Regions from separate parts of the Homo sapiens genome. Here region 2 is linked to region 1. A link is a contact called in ENCODE Hi-C or POLR2A ChIA-PET data. All regions are on one chromosome and are shown on one strand. Each heading gives the region's core, a stretch centred on a gene start or an enhancer-like site at or near the end of the contact. The rest is flanking DNA. Distances are from core to core; before and after follow the strand shown.

Region 1 (6,891 bases), core at 2,703-5,202:
GGAAAGGAATCTTTTACCATCGTTGAAATTGGCTAGATTTGTGGATTCCTTCCCGACCCTGGCAGGCACGGTGAGGGGAGGAGGTCCCTCCTTTTTATTGATCAGGATGCACTGTGTGCGGGGTAAGCCAGGAAGCCACGCACCTGATGCTATCTCTGCCATGGGGAGGAGGACAGAGGATGGGAAGATGCTGTGAACTTTTATGATTCGTTTTTCACTCTCGGTGAGAAAAGGAGCTAGCAGGATGGGTGAGGGAGTGGAGGGTAGTAATATATAGTTGTGGCCTGGGCCCAAACGCATTTAGTCACTGCCTCGACAGCCTTTATATAGACACCACCAGAGTGACTCAGCCTGGAAAAAGAGAGTCACTTAAAAATAAAGTTGCGACTCCAGTGGACACGTGGTGCACAGGCTGCCCTGAGATAGTCACCAGGGCTCCATGGCCCTGCACACCCCCCAGGACCCTGGGCGAGTCAGGTGGTGAAGTGAGGGTGATCGTTGTAACCCCATCTTGGCATTGACGTGAGGATTTAGCAAAGTCACATATCATCCCAATTACTTTTTTCCTTTTTTTTTTTTTTCTTTTTGGAGACAGGGTCTTGCTCTGTGGCCCAGGCTGGAGAGCAGTGGCATGATCTCAGCTCACTGCAGCCTCAACCTCCCAGCCTCAAATGATCCTCCCACCTCAGCCTCCCGAGTAGCTGGGACTACAGGCGTGCACCACCACACCTGGTTATTTTTTTTTATTTTTTATTTTTTGTAGAGATGGGGGTCTCACTTTGTTGCCCGGGCTGATCTCGAACTCCTGGGCTCAAGCGATCCTCCCACCTCAGCCTCCCAAAATGTTGGGATTACCGGCGTGAGCCACCACACCTGGCCTTTGATGCTTTCTAAACATGAAACAGCATCCAGGCATCATCGGCTACTCCTTGATATGTCAGTGTTACCCACTGGACTCTCAACTCTTCTCTGTTATCAACAAATCTTGTTTTACTCCTCATTAGACCCTAAAACCACTGCACACAGAAAAGTGAAAAGCCCAGCCTCATTTTCCTTTCATCACGTTGAGCCCATTGAGTTGGCTTCATTGAAGGCCCACAGCCCTGATGTGACACAATGGGGCCTTTTTTTGAGCTAGAATTCCACTCCGTCACCCGGGTTGGAGTACAGTGGCTCGATCTCGGCTCACTGAAACCTCTGCCTCCCAGGCTCCAGCAATTCTCCTGCCTCAGCCTCCCAAATAGCTGGGACTACAGGCATGTGCCACTGTGCCCAGATAATTTTTTTGTATTTTTCATAGAGATGGGGTTTCACCATGTTGGCCAGGTTGGTCTCAAACTCCTGGCCTCAAATGATCCACCTGCCTCGGCCTCCTAAAGTGTTGGGATTACAGGCATGAGGCACAGTGCCTGGCCAAAAGTAGATTTCTATAGAGATAGAAACCCCCAGGGGTGAGGGGATAGAGGAATGAGGAATGACTGATAGTTGGTATGAGGTTTCTTTTTGGAATATAAAAATGTCCTAGAATAAGACAGTGGTGATACTTGCACAACTTTGAATATGCCAAATGCCACTGAACTGTGTACTTTAAATGGGTGAGTTGTATGGTATATAAATTATACATCAATAAAGCTGTTATTTAAAAAAAAAATTCAGCCAGGTGCAGTAGCTCACGCTTATAATCCCAGCACTTTGGGAGGCTGAGGCAGATGGATTGCTTTTGCTCAGGAGTTGGAGACCAGCCTGGGCAATATAGTGAGACCTCACCCCTACAGAAAAATAGAAATATTAGCTGGGAGTGGTGGTGCGTACCTATGGTCCCAGCTACTCAGAAGGCTGAGGTAGGAGGGTCGCTTGAGTCTAGCAGGAGATTGAGGCTTCAGTGAGCCATGATTGCACCACTGCACTCCAATGTGGGTGACAGAGTTATAACCCCCGTCTCAAAACAAACAAACAAACAAACAAACAAAAAACCTAAACTAAATTAAAAAAGAATTCCTCTCTTCATGGGGGTGTCAGAAACCCCCGAAGAGATTTCTTATTCAGTTGTTCTCTCATCCTCTAAAGAAACTCCCCACAGAAAAGTATCTTGTGAATTTTCATTTTTGCAGGGGGCAGTTTGGTTTTAAAAAGTCTACTCCAGGATTTGGCAAAATGAGAAAACCCCAGTAATCAACTTGTGTGTTTAATCATTCTAGAATCACCTACTGTTAAGTTATAATAAGCCTTTAACTAGAAAAAGTTTAAAAATTAAAAGTGAACTTTTAACTGTTACCAATTAAACCCTTTAAGCCAGTTTATCAACCCAAGACATTATTTTCTTTCTTTTGGGTCTCTAGGGGAGAAGAGGTGCCTTGAGTGGGACCAGTAATGAAGGCAATTTGAACCTAATTCGGGCCCCAGTCAGGGAAGGTGGCTGCATTATCCCCCTACATCCCAGCAAGACTTTGCCGCATGGTCTGGAGGGCACCAGCAGGGGCCTGTAGGGAAGAGGAGGTTGCCTGGGCCCAGGGACATTGAATGCTAGTCAAGCCCTGGTTTCATTTGCTCCAACAGCATTAATAGTATTGTGACCTCCATGGCACTGTGACAGAAACTTAACCCCAGTTTCTTCGTCTGCAAAAAACATACCCTGCCTACTTCAAGGGGTCCTGGAGGCTGAATGTCCAGTCTCAGGCCAGGAGTAGAACGCATAACTAGTAAGTGGTGACGTGCAGTGACCTTGAGCAAGGTCAAAAACTGTTCTAAGACTTGGTCCCCTTATGTATAAGCAGGAAGAATTGGTGCTATCCCATTTCACCCAGGAGGTGAAATGAATTCAGATGCACAGAGCATATAGTAGGTGCTCAACAAACACCCTCCTCTCTTCTTTCCTTCCTTGCTTTCTTTTACAAGTAGTCCTGAGCCCTTTTCTAGGGCCAGGGGCAGTCAGATACAGCAGGGATGGAGGGAGAAGATTCCAGATCTCACAGAGATCTGGCAGTGGCCAAGTAAACAAATGATGCACAAGATAATTTCAGGTGGCGGTAAGAGCTCAGACAGAACAAGATGGCAGTGAGTGATCAAGGATGGGCGAAGGTACTTTGGGGAGTCAGAGAACGTGTTTTGATCTTAAGAATGCAAAATGACTTTTTGTATCACCTGTCAACACAACACACACACACACACACACACACACACACGGAGGCTTTAGTGCAAATTTTGAAATAACCATTGATTAATTTTGGCAAGCTGTTAGCAGTGGAGTCCCCCACATTTCTTCCATGTAAAGCCCTGATCATCTTGGCTGTAACCACTCACTTACTTTGAAGCGTCAGATTCAGTCTCTCTGCTTTCTAAGACCAGGGATGCTATTTAATCTGGGCATTAGAAAATTCAGTTGGCCAAGTGCGGTAGCTCATTTCTGTAATCCCAGCACTTTGGAGGCTGAGGTGGGAGGACTGCTTGAGACCAGGAGTTTGAGACCAGCTGGGGCAACATAGCGAGACCCCATCTCTACAAAAAAATGAAGAAATTAGCCGGGCGTGGTGGTGCATACCTGTAATTCAGGAGGCTGAGGTAGGAGGATCCCTTGAGCCCAGGAGTTCAAGACTGCAGTGAGCTATGATTGCGTCACTGCACCCCAGCCTGGGCGGCAGAGCAAGACCCTATCTTCAAAAAAAACAAAAACACACACACAAAATTAGTCAATGAATTGTGGAGTTTCAAAGAGACCTTATTTTGTTTGTTTGTTTTCTGGGCCAAAGGCCCAGAAATTCTTAGGTAATTCTTCGGTAATTAATTCTTAGGCAATTCTTAGGTAATTAACGAGGAGCTAATCTCCCAGTTGCTCTGTTCCTTGTCACTGGAAGTGGTCAGAGCTGTTGCGGGGCTTGGCCCAGGGGCGGCGGGTGGCATCTGAAGACCCCGCAGGCCCTGCTTTCCTTCCGGGAGCATCTCAGGACGGCCGCTTTGTCTGTCTGCCCCCGCCCCTTGCTGAAACGTCAACAAGGCCGGCATCCCCTTTCCTTCCTGAGAGCCATGTGTCGCTTCCTTCATGTGTCCAGCCGTTTTTACAGGGCTATTTTAAGTATAAAAGACGCATTATCTGAGAGTTTAATAACTGTCAAAAGGGAAGCACTGTCATTAGATTCATGTGCCCTGGAATTTTAGTCAAAAACATGCTGCGTTCTATCACGTCTAAGCCTCTATTTTCTTATCTCAAAAAATAGGAATGATAACGACCTCGGAGTCATTATGGGCTGGATGAACTCTTATAGGGATTCAGAACAACCCAGGCACCAAGTAGAAGGTCAATAAATGGCTTATTGTGTTCATGTTACCAAAATCTACTCTTTTGAGAAATTGTGTTCACAAATGGCCTTTTTTTTTTCTTTTTTCTTTTTTTTTTTTTGAGATGGAGTCTCCCTCTGTCACCCAGGCTGGAGTGCAGTGGCGCGATCTTGGCTCACTGCAACCTCTGCCTCCCAGGTTCAAGTGATTCTCCTGCCTCAACCTCCCAAGTAGCTGGGACTACAGGCACCTGCCACCACGCCTGGCTAATTTTTGTATTTTTAGATGGGGTTTCACTATGTTGGCCAGGTTGGTCTCAAATTCCTGACCTTGTGATCTGCCCGCCTCGGCCTCCCAAAGTGCTGGGATTCTAGGTGTGAGCCACCACACCCGGCCTCACAAATGGACTTTTTTTTTTTTTGAGACGGAGTCTCGCTCTGTCACCCAGGCTGGAGTGCAGGGGCGCGATCTCGGCTCACTGCAAGCTCCGCCTCCCGGGTTCATGCCATTCTCCTGCCTCAGCCTCCCAAGTAGCTGGGACTACAGGCGCCCGCCACTACGCCCGGCTAATTTTTTGTATTTTTAGTAGAGACGGGGTTTCACCGTTTTAGCCGGGATGGTCTCGATCTCCTGACCTCGTGATCCACCCGCCTCGGCCTCCCAAAGTGCTGAGATTACAGGCGTGAGCCACTGCACCCGGCCACAAATGGACTTTAAAGTTATAAATGTGACGGAGGGCAGTGGCTCACACCTAGAATCCCAGCACTTTGGGAGGCTGAGGCTGGCGGATCACTTGAGCTCAGGAGTTTGAGGCAGGAGAATCGCTTGAACCCAGGAGATGGGGGTTGCAGTAAGCCAAGATCGTGCCACTGCACTCCAGCCTAGGCTACAGAGTGAGACTCCGTCTCAAAATAAATAAAAATAAAATAAAGCTATAAACGAACACTTAAAAAAATTATTAAAGCCTAGGGTAGACCCTAGTTTCTACTGCGGACTTGAACAGATACAGTAAAATTAAAACTTGCCTTCTTCCATATGTGTCTAGAGAGTAATTTTCTCTCCTTTTGCATTAGTTTCACTGTTCATAGAGTGGAAATGTTTGCTGCTGGACTTTCTTTTTTGAAGCTATTCTTTGAGAGTAGCCCATAACTTGTCTTTCTGGTCAATAACCTCAACTGAAATGCATTCTGAATGGAGAACGTCATTCTGTGTAGGATTTAATAATAACTTCAGCACAGAAAAGCACTCTCTGCCTCTTCTCAGCAAACAACTTTGTTGAGCATGATTTTAAAGGTGTAACGGCTAAATGTGAAAGCCATATGATTTGGTTGAAATCGTGGTGAGCTGTTATTAATATTTATTGAGTACTTGCTAGGAGTCAGGCATTATGCTAAGTGCATGACCATCATTTCTCTGCCCCTGGAAGTCACCCTGGGAGCTAAGTATCATCGGTGCCACTTAATGAAGCGTAAGCCACCCACCCACCTACCAGGATTTTCCCGGGCAGACAGACTCCTGGGAATGAGGCCATATAATCCCCTGAACACCCTGCCTCCTTAGGGTTCCAGAAGCCAATTTTTTTTCTTTTTTTGAGACAGATTTTTGTTCTTGTCACCCAGGCTGGAGTACAGTGGCCTGATCTCGGCTCACTGCAACTTCTACCTCCCGGGTTCAAGCGATTCTCCTACCTCAGCCTCCCAAGTAGCTGGGATTACAGGCACCAACCACCATGCCCGGCTAATTTTTGTGTTTTTAGTACAGATGGGGTTTCACCATGTTGGCTAGGCTGGTCTTGATCTCTTCACCTCAGGTGACTCACCTGCCTTGGCCTCCCAAAGTGCTGGGATTACAGGCATGCGTCACCACGCCTGGCCCAGAAGCCAAATTTTTAGTCACTTAACCATTAGCAATTCCTCTTCTATTAGATTTTTTTTAAAATTGCTTTTGAGTATTTCTTTGAAGTGGCATACTCATTTAAAGGATTCTATATGTCAGGGGGAATGTTTTCTAGGAGGGTACTTAGGAAGGAACATATCGTTATAGCCTAAAATTTGCCATTGGCCTGTGAAAGCCTTCTTAACTTACGGAATTGATTATAAGCCAAAGCGTGGGAAAATCTCCCCTTCCACTTTGAGATTATGTCAGTCAAGAAAATGACAATTGGATACCAAGCCATGCTAACTCTGATACTTGCTGTCTTCGTTTTCTTCTTTCTTTGGCTAGGGGGATGGAGCGCGTGTGGTGTGGGTGGGACTAGTCACTGAGCATGTTATTGACTAACATTGGCTTTTCATTTTAACTTGCAAATGTGAGTGGCATAAAAGTGAGTTTACGAGGAGCATGACTGGCCTGTTATGCAGAGTCTTGTAATTTTGTTTGTGGCCCTTTATTTTAAGAAGATGTTGTGTTATATAGTTGGTGTCCTTAAAGGAGTATATAATTGGATCTGGAAGCTTAGATTGTGATTCTGACTTGGCCACTTAATGAATGCAAGATCTGAGCAAGCCATGACCTCTCTGTTGTTCAGTCTAAGAAAGGAGGTGTTGGTGCTGAGCATGGTGGCTCATGCCTGTAATCCCAGCACTTTGGGAGGCTGAGGCGGACGGGTCACTTGAGGCT
Region 2 (6,891 bases), core at 1,361-3,860, 220 kb after region 1:
TTGTATTTTTAGTAGAGGCAGGGTTTCATCATGTTAGCCAGGCTGGTTTCAAACTCCTGGTCTCAAGTGATCCACCTACCTCGGCCTCCCAAAGTGCTAGGATTACAGGCGTGAGCCACTGGGCCCGGCCGAGACTATTGGCTTATGAATCAAGTCTAAGAAGATACACTAGTCTTTGAAGGCCGCTCTGTATGTTTTTCCAACTGCCTTGTAGATATACTTTGTTTTAACAGCTCGTTTTAACAGCTCCTGATGCCAGCGTGCTTATTTGGGTATTGAAATATGCGCCAACACCGTGCCCCGATGCCACGCGTTAGCCCCCAGGAGGCTTGCGTGAAAGTAAATACTAGAATTTCCAGCGTGGATATAATTTCCCTTCCATCGACCTTGACCATGTCCTTTTCAGTTCCTCATAAAAACTGTGTGTTAGCCCAGAGAATACCCTGAAATGATCTGTGGTGAACTGATTGAACGAACTACATATTCTAGGCCAAACTGAAATTATTCGCTATTTGAAGTCAGAGCTGAGCATAATACCGGGCAGGTTAATAGATCAGTGGAAGCTGTTTCGTCAGCTCATAAAAACGTGAGAGATCTAAATTTTTATAATAAATCATTTTGCTGAGCAAACAATATGTGCGGTTATTACAGACTTTGGAAAATAAATGATTTTAGACCAATGTCAGGCTGCAGATACTGATGTGGTTAGTTGAGCCTTCAGCATGAAGAGAATGAAAAATCTTTGGAATACTGTTGACACTCACACCATGAAACCACATGCCATTTAATTCATTACTGCGCTTCCAAGATTACATTTACAGTTGTGGTATTAACCCCTGGGCATTTTTGTATTACTTATTGCAGACAGTTTGTCAGGCAGGATTAATTCAGTGGGGGGAGGAGGCAGCAGTTTGGAGAGAAAGTGGATGATTAAGACTGGGGTGGGGCTGGGCGCGTCGGTTCACGCCTGTCATCCCAGCACTTTGGGAGGCCGAGGCGGGTGGATCACCTGAGGTCAGGAGTTCGAGACCAGCCTGGCCAACACGATAAAACCCCGTCTCTACTAAAACTACAAAAATTAGCCGGGTGTGGTGGCGCATACCTGTAATCCCAGCTACTCGGAAGGCTGAGGCAGGGAGAATCGCTTGAACCCAGGAGATGGAGGTTGCAGTGAGCTGAGATCATGCCATTACACTCCAGCCTGGGCAACAAGAGCGAAACTCCATCTCAGAAAATAAAAATAAAAATACAAAAATTAGCTGTGATTGGGTGTGCCTGTAATTCCAGCTACTTGGGAGAGGCTAAGGCAGGAGAGTCACTTGAACTGGGAAGGCAGAGGCTACAGTGAGTTGAGATTGTGCTACTGCACTCCAGCCTGGGCGACAGAGTGAGACTCTGTCTCAAAAAAAAAAAAAAAAAAAAAAAAAAAAAAACCTGGTTGGGAGGTGCCCCAAAGCAAGACCCGCCTCCTTGGTCCTGGTCTGCAAACACTGATGGCCACACTCACATCTTCCAAAGCCCCCGATCGCACTTACTCAGCTAGTTGTATTTTTCTTTCGGCTTTTAAAAAAGAATACCTCCTTAGAAAAATTAATAATGGGCCAGGCACAGTGGCTCAGGCCTGTAATCTCAGCATTCTGGGAAACTAAGGCAGGAGGATCGCTTCAGGCCATGAGTTCAAGACCAGCCTCGGCAACATAGCAAGATCAACTTTGTCTCTACAAAAAAGAAAAAACTAGCTAGGTGTGGCAGTGCATACCTGTAGTCCCAGCTACTCGGGAGGCCAAGGCAGGATTGTTTGAGTTCAGGAGTTTAAGACCAGCTTGGGAAGCATTGTAAGACCCCTGTCTCTAAAAAACAAATTTTTCTTTTAAATTAGCTGGGCTTGCTAGTGCACACCTATAAGTCCCAGCTACTCAAGAGACTGGGGCAGGAGGATCACTTGAGCTCAGGACAAGAGTTGGAGGCTGCAGTGAGCTATGATCGCACCACTGCACTCCATCCTGGGCAACAGAACCAGACCCTGTATCAAAAATAAAAAAGAATTCTCAGAAAAATGAGTAACAAACATACAGATTTTTGTTTGTTTGTTTTTGTTTGTTTGTTTTTTTGAGACAGGGTCTCACTTTGTCACCTAGGCTGGAGTGTAGTAGCACCATCTTGGCTCATGCTCCTCCTGCCTCAGCCCCTCAAGTAGCTGGGACTACAGGCATGCACCACCACACCCGGCTAATTTTTGTACTTTTAGTAGAAACGGGGTTTCACCATGTTGGCCAAGCTAGTCTCGAACTCGCGACCTCAGGTGATCCACCTGCCTTGCCCTCCCCAAGTGCTGGGATTACAGGCATGAGCCACTGCATCTGGCCGACTTTTAAAATAATAATCAGAGCGTTTCCTCGCCAACTGCATCCCTGGTTCCTCCCATTGTCTCCTCCTGTGGTTTCTGGTCCCTTCTGTGAATGGAGACAGCAGCCCCTCCGAGCCTGGCTGTCACCACAATCCCTGGTATGGAATAGGCCTGCCCTGCAACTGCAGAGTGTGGTGTCGTCATTGTCATTCGAAAGCCTGGGGAAAGAGAGTTGCTTTTGTCATGAAAGGTAAGTGCAGTCCTTGTTATCACATTCAGTATTTTGGTCCGTTTAGCAGTTGCTTAGTAACCAAAGCACAACTGACCAGGAGATGGAAAACTTGAAATTCACTTCCAGGATTGCCTCACACTGCCAAGTCTGCACCTTCCCGCGTCAGTGGGACTGATTTTTTTATAAATGATGTGAAATCTTCTGGAGATGAGGCGTGGTTTTCCGGATATTCGGTGTCCTGATGAAAATCCAAAGCCATGTGCTATCTGAGAAGAAATCCAGAGAGTGTGCACTTTCCAGGAGGTGCCCAAGCCCCACCCAGGCCCCATAAACCTGGCAGGAACTGGACTCGACCCACATGGACCCCAGCCCTGCCAAGCCGGCCTCTGTGTAAAGCTGGGCCCCTGGAACTTTGCTCTTCTCTATGCCTGGGCCTTTGGCCACTGGCAACACCAGGTCGCAAGTGAGGAGTGGATGAAAGCAGCCAGGGGCGGGCCAGCACCCCCAGGCAGCCACGCCTCCAGCTTTTCAGCTCCGCACTCCCAAGATCAGGGAGCTGCACCCAGGGAGACGGTGTCCTCCTGTTGCTGCTGCTCCCGGAAGAGTCAAGGCTAAGTAAGCTACCTGGCCAGAGGGTTTTCCTGGTTGCCAAGCAGCAGGGAGGAGTCATCGGCAAGGCATCTCAGAGATGGGGGCCATCCCCTTCCCTTCCTTCCTATGTTCGGCAGAAAGGCATTGAATGCCTACCGTGTGTTTTTCTCCTTCAATTCGCTTGAGAGACACGCAGCAGGGCTGGCTTCTCTGTCCTCCCACCGTGTACATTGCCAGAAAGAGCGGCTGGTATCCCTGGAGGACCCAAACACACAAGCAAAAACAGCTGGGCCCCAGAGGAGGGCAGTGCTTCTGAAAGACACACCCAGACCCCAACAGTGGGTGTGATATGAGGCAGGACAGCTGGGCCACAAAGACAAAGCACCACAAAGGCACTCAGGGAAACAGAGGAAGATATTGGCAGTGTGAAGCGAAACCAACAGGTAATTTTCAAATGGACCAAGTGGAAGTAACAGCGTAAAAAAATTGAATAACTTAGGAGCAAAGAAGAAAGGATACATTGCCAGCTGGGTCTGATGGCTCATGCCTGGAATCTCAGCACTTTGGGAGGCCAAGGCCAGAGGGTTGCTTGAGCTCAGGAGTTCGAGACCAGCCTGGCAACATAGCAAGACCCCATCTCTATAAACAAAATGTTTTTAAGTAAATAAATAAAAGAATCAACACAAGCCTGGAAAATAAAGATGAAGATATTTCCCAGAAAGTAACTAAAAAGATATAGATGTAGATGTTAGAAAGAAAAGAAAATTAGAGATCAATTCAGGAGCTCCAACATCCACCTAATAGGAATTCCAGAAAGAGGAAGTAGAAAATAGTTCAGGTGCAGTGGTTCACACCTATAATCCCAGCACTTTGGGAGGCTGAGGTGGGAGGATCGCTTGAGCCCAGGAGTTCAAGACCAGCCCGGATAACATGGCAAACCCCCATCTGTACCAAAAAAAAAAAACAAATAGAAAAATTAGCTAGGCATGGTGACATGCGCCTGTAGTCCTAGCTGTTAGGGAGGCTGAAGTGGGAGGATCGCTTGAGCCCAGGAGACTGAGGCTGCCTTGAGTCGTGATCACACCACTGTACTCCAGCTTGTCTCCAAATAAATAAATAAATAAATAAATAAATAAATAGCTAAAGACCAGTTAGATCAAGTTAACCTTGATCCAGAAGGCAGCAAGAAAAGGATAAAGAAATAGCAAAATATAAAAGAAAAGTTAAATGACATGGAAGACAGAAGTAGCTATGCCAACAATATCCAAATAACAGTAGTCTCAAACAGAATAGAAGTATTCAAATGAAAATAGCCAGAATTAAAGAAAGAGAGGGCTTATATAGGGGCACACTGGAGCCATTAGGAAAAGTGCTCACCTAGACCCACATTCAGTGTCTCTTCACTCACCAGCCGGACCAGTCCCCATCCACCTCCCAAGTTCTGCAGCCAGCTCTGCTGATGCATTCAGAGGAGGATTTAGGCAATTGTCAACCTCTGCACATCTTGTTGTGGGTACGCAGCAGCTATGTATTTTCATTGTCATCTTTTAAATCTATGACATAGATGAGATACGCAGGACCTAAGCCTGCATCTCTATGTGCCCATTCCAGCACCAGGAAACTTTTAGGGGTCTGAAACACTAGTGGAGCTAGTGAATGAGTGAATGACGGTAGCCAGGGCAGTTTTGACCTGTGTATGTGGACATTGGAAATACACGATAGGTAACTAACTGAAGTACAAAATTGTGTTTAAAACTTGTGATTTGGGACAGGCGCAGTGGCTCATGTCTATAGTCGCAGCACTTTGGGAGGCCAAAGCGGGTGGATGGCTTGAGCCCAGGAGTTTAAGACCAGCCTGGGCAACATGGTGAAACCTTGTCTCTACCAAAAAAAAAAAAAAAAAAATTAGGTATGCTGGCGTACACCACTAGTCCCAGCTACTCTGGAGGCTGAAGCGGGAGGACTGCTTGAGCCCAAGAGGCAGAGGTTGCAGTGAGCCAAGATCACACCACTGCACTCTAGCCTGGGTGAGAGTGAGACCCTGTCTCAAAAAGAAAAAAAAAAACAACACAAAAAATCCTTGCAATTTGCCTTAAGTAAAGTTTGCAAGCTTTTATTTTGTGTCTGAAGGAGTTTACGCTCTGAATTCTTCAACAGGGCGTCAAGGTAGCAGCTTTCTGCATTGACTGGTGATTATCCTTTTCTGATATGTTTTAAGACCCTTAACACTTTTAATTTTTTTAATTACCATTTGTAGTATTAGACTATCTTTGCACAGCAATTTTTCTGTCAGATCTTGGAGGTTTCACTTTGAGATGATACAGAAGGATGTTTCATCATTTAAGAAGCCCTGACCCTTCCCCACTCCCTGCACCCAGCACTGTATTGCAGAGGCCCAGTTTGGGTATTTATCTTACAGAGACGCTGCCTTCTTCATGAAATCGTCCTAAAAATAGCTTCATTTAACTAGGCCATTTGACAGGCTTTTTCAGACTTTTTCTCAGACCAGTCTGAAAGCCGGATATTATTTCAAACAGATACAATGAACATTGAACCCGATCACAAGGCATCTGTTACCCTATTCAGGCTGCTGGGAGTTGATAAGACTACCTCAAATCGCTGTGTGTAGTTAAAGGCTGCAAAAGCCTCAGGCCACAAAAATTCCCCAGCCCAGGGGCCCGGAGACAGTTTTTCCAACTCTCAGCGTCCAGGGTGTACCTTAGCCTGTTTTCTGTTGCTGCAACAGAACACCTGAGGCCAGGGTGATTTATAAAGAAGATAGGTTTATTTGGCTCACAGATCTGCAGGCTGGGAAGTTCAAGGACATGGCCCTGGCTCCTGGCGAGGGCTTCCATGCTGCATCATAACAGTACGGATAGGGTCAAAGGGGAGGTGGATGCGTGCCAAGAGGGACAACCCAGGGAGGTTCCTGGCATTATGATAACCCAGTCTCAAGGGAACTCATCCAGTCCCTAAAGTCTGGTCAGAGCAAGAACTCATTCACTGCCAGGAGAATGGCACCAAGCCATTCATGAGGGCATCCACTGCCATGACCCAAACACCTCCCTCTAGACCCCACCTCCCAATGCCCCCACACTGGGGATCAAATTTCAGTAGCAGTTTTGGTGGAGACAAACCATAGCAGGGTGGGTGGGTACTCTCACTTGGACGTGCCTCCTTGGGACCATGGAGCAGGTTTCGGAAGGATAGAACTCTCATTGTCAGGCCTGTCCAGCACCCTGGGCTGTCCCCAGGAGTAGACTTGCCCGTCACAGACAGGATGGGCCACATCCAGGACTCTGGCATCCAACGTGACGTGCAGCCCTGTGAATACAGGACAAATTCTAGGGATATAGGGCAAAAGGGACCTATGGCCCAGCATTCAGAGAGAGCTCACAGCGTGGGCACCCAGTGAAAACTCAAACCTGGAAACTAGGACTAGGGACAGTGCCACTTCCTGAGACAGAGCTGCTGAGAGGGTCTGGGAAGGGTGGATGGGGTGGAAGTAGGAGATGAGGTTCCCTGGGACGAGAAGGCATTCAGGCAGGCGGCGCAGGTGGAGGCCTAGTGCCGAGGAAGGCCTGGCTCTTTGGGGTCCCGCACGAGATGGGAGTTGTTAGAGCACAGGGTCCTGAGAAAGAGTGGCGGGTAAGGCCAAGAGGAGGAAGGAGCCTTGGCATGGAAGGGCCTTGCGTGTGGCTGAGGGAGGGATTGCATCCTG

The links. A loop is a pair of places that touch in the nucleus more often than their neighbours do. ChIA-PET counts read pairs that join two places held with the same protein, here RNA polymerase II (POLR2A). Pooled maps may share reads with other maps.
Region 2: a map of heart right ventricle shows a loop between it and region 1 (29-fold over the local background). The contact joins two enhancer-like sites. A Hi-C loop is called at or near these places in 1 of 168 maps with a recorded cell type or tissue (heart right ventricle), 2 of 37 single-sample maps with no recorded cell type and 2 of 50 pooled maps. POLR2A ChIA-PET finds 5 or more read pairs at or near these places in 4 of 52 experiments (GM12878, WTC11 and activated T-cell).

The regions. Positions count from the first base shown.
Region 1 is chr7:101,923,996-101,930,886 of GRCh38, forward strand. All of the region lies in intron 2 of CUX1 (cut like homeobox 1), which reads left to right. Among named protein-coding and RNA genes, the nearest start is that of CUX1, 110 kb to the left of the region's middle. Within about 2 kb of position 3,953, at least 3 of the 41 ENCODE cell types and tissues checked have a DNase peak (open chromatin) inside an H3K27ac peak, as active enhancers do; they include heart right ventricle, where a contact is called at or near this core.
Region 2 is chr7:102,150,326-102,157,216 of GRCh38, forward strand. The region is part of intron 8 of CUX1 (cut like homeobox 1); the gene reads left to right. Among named protein-coding and RNA genes, the nearest start is that of SH2B2, 130 kb to the right of the region's middle. RefSeq lists an enhancer at 2,504-3,209. Within about 2 kb of position 2,611, at least 8 of the 41 ENCODE cell types and tissues checked have a DNase peak (open chromatin) inside an H3K27ac peak, as active enhancers do; they include heart right ventricle, where a contact is called at or near this core.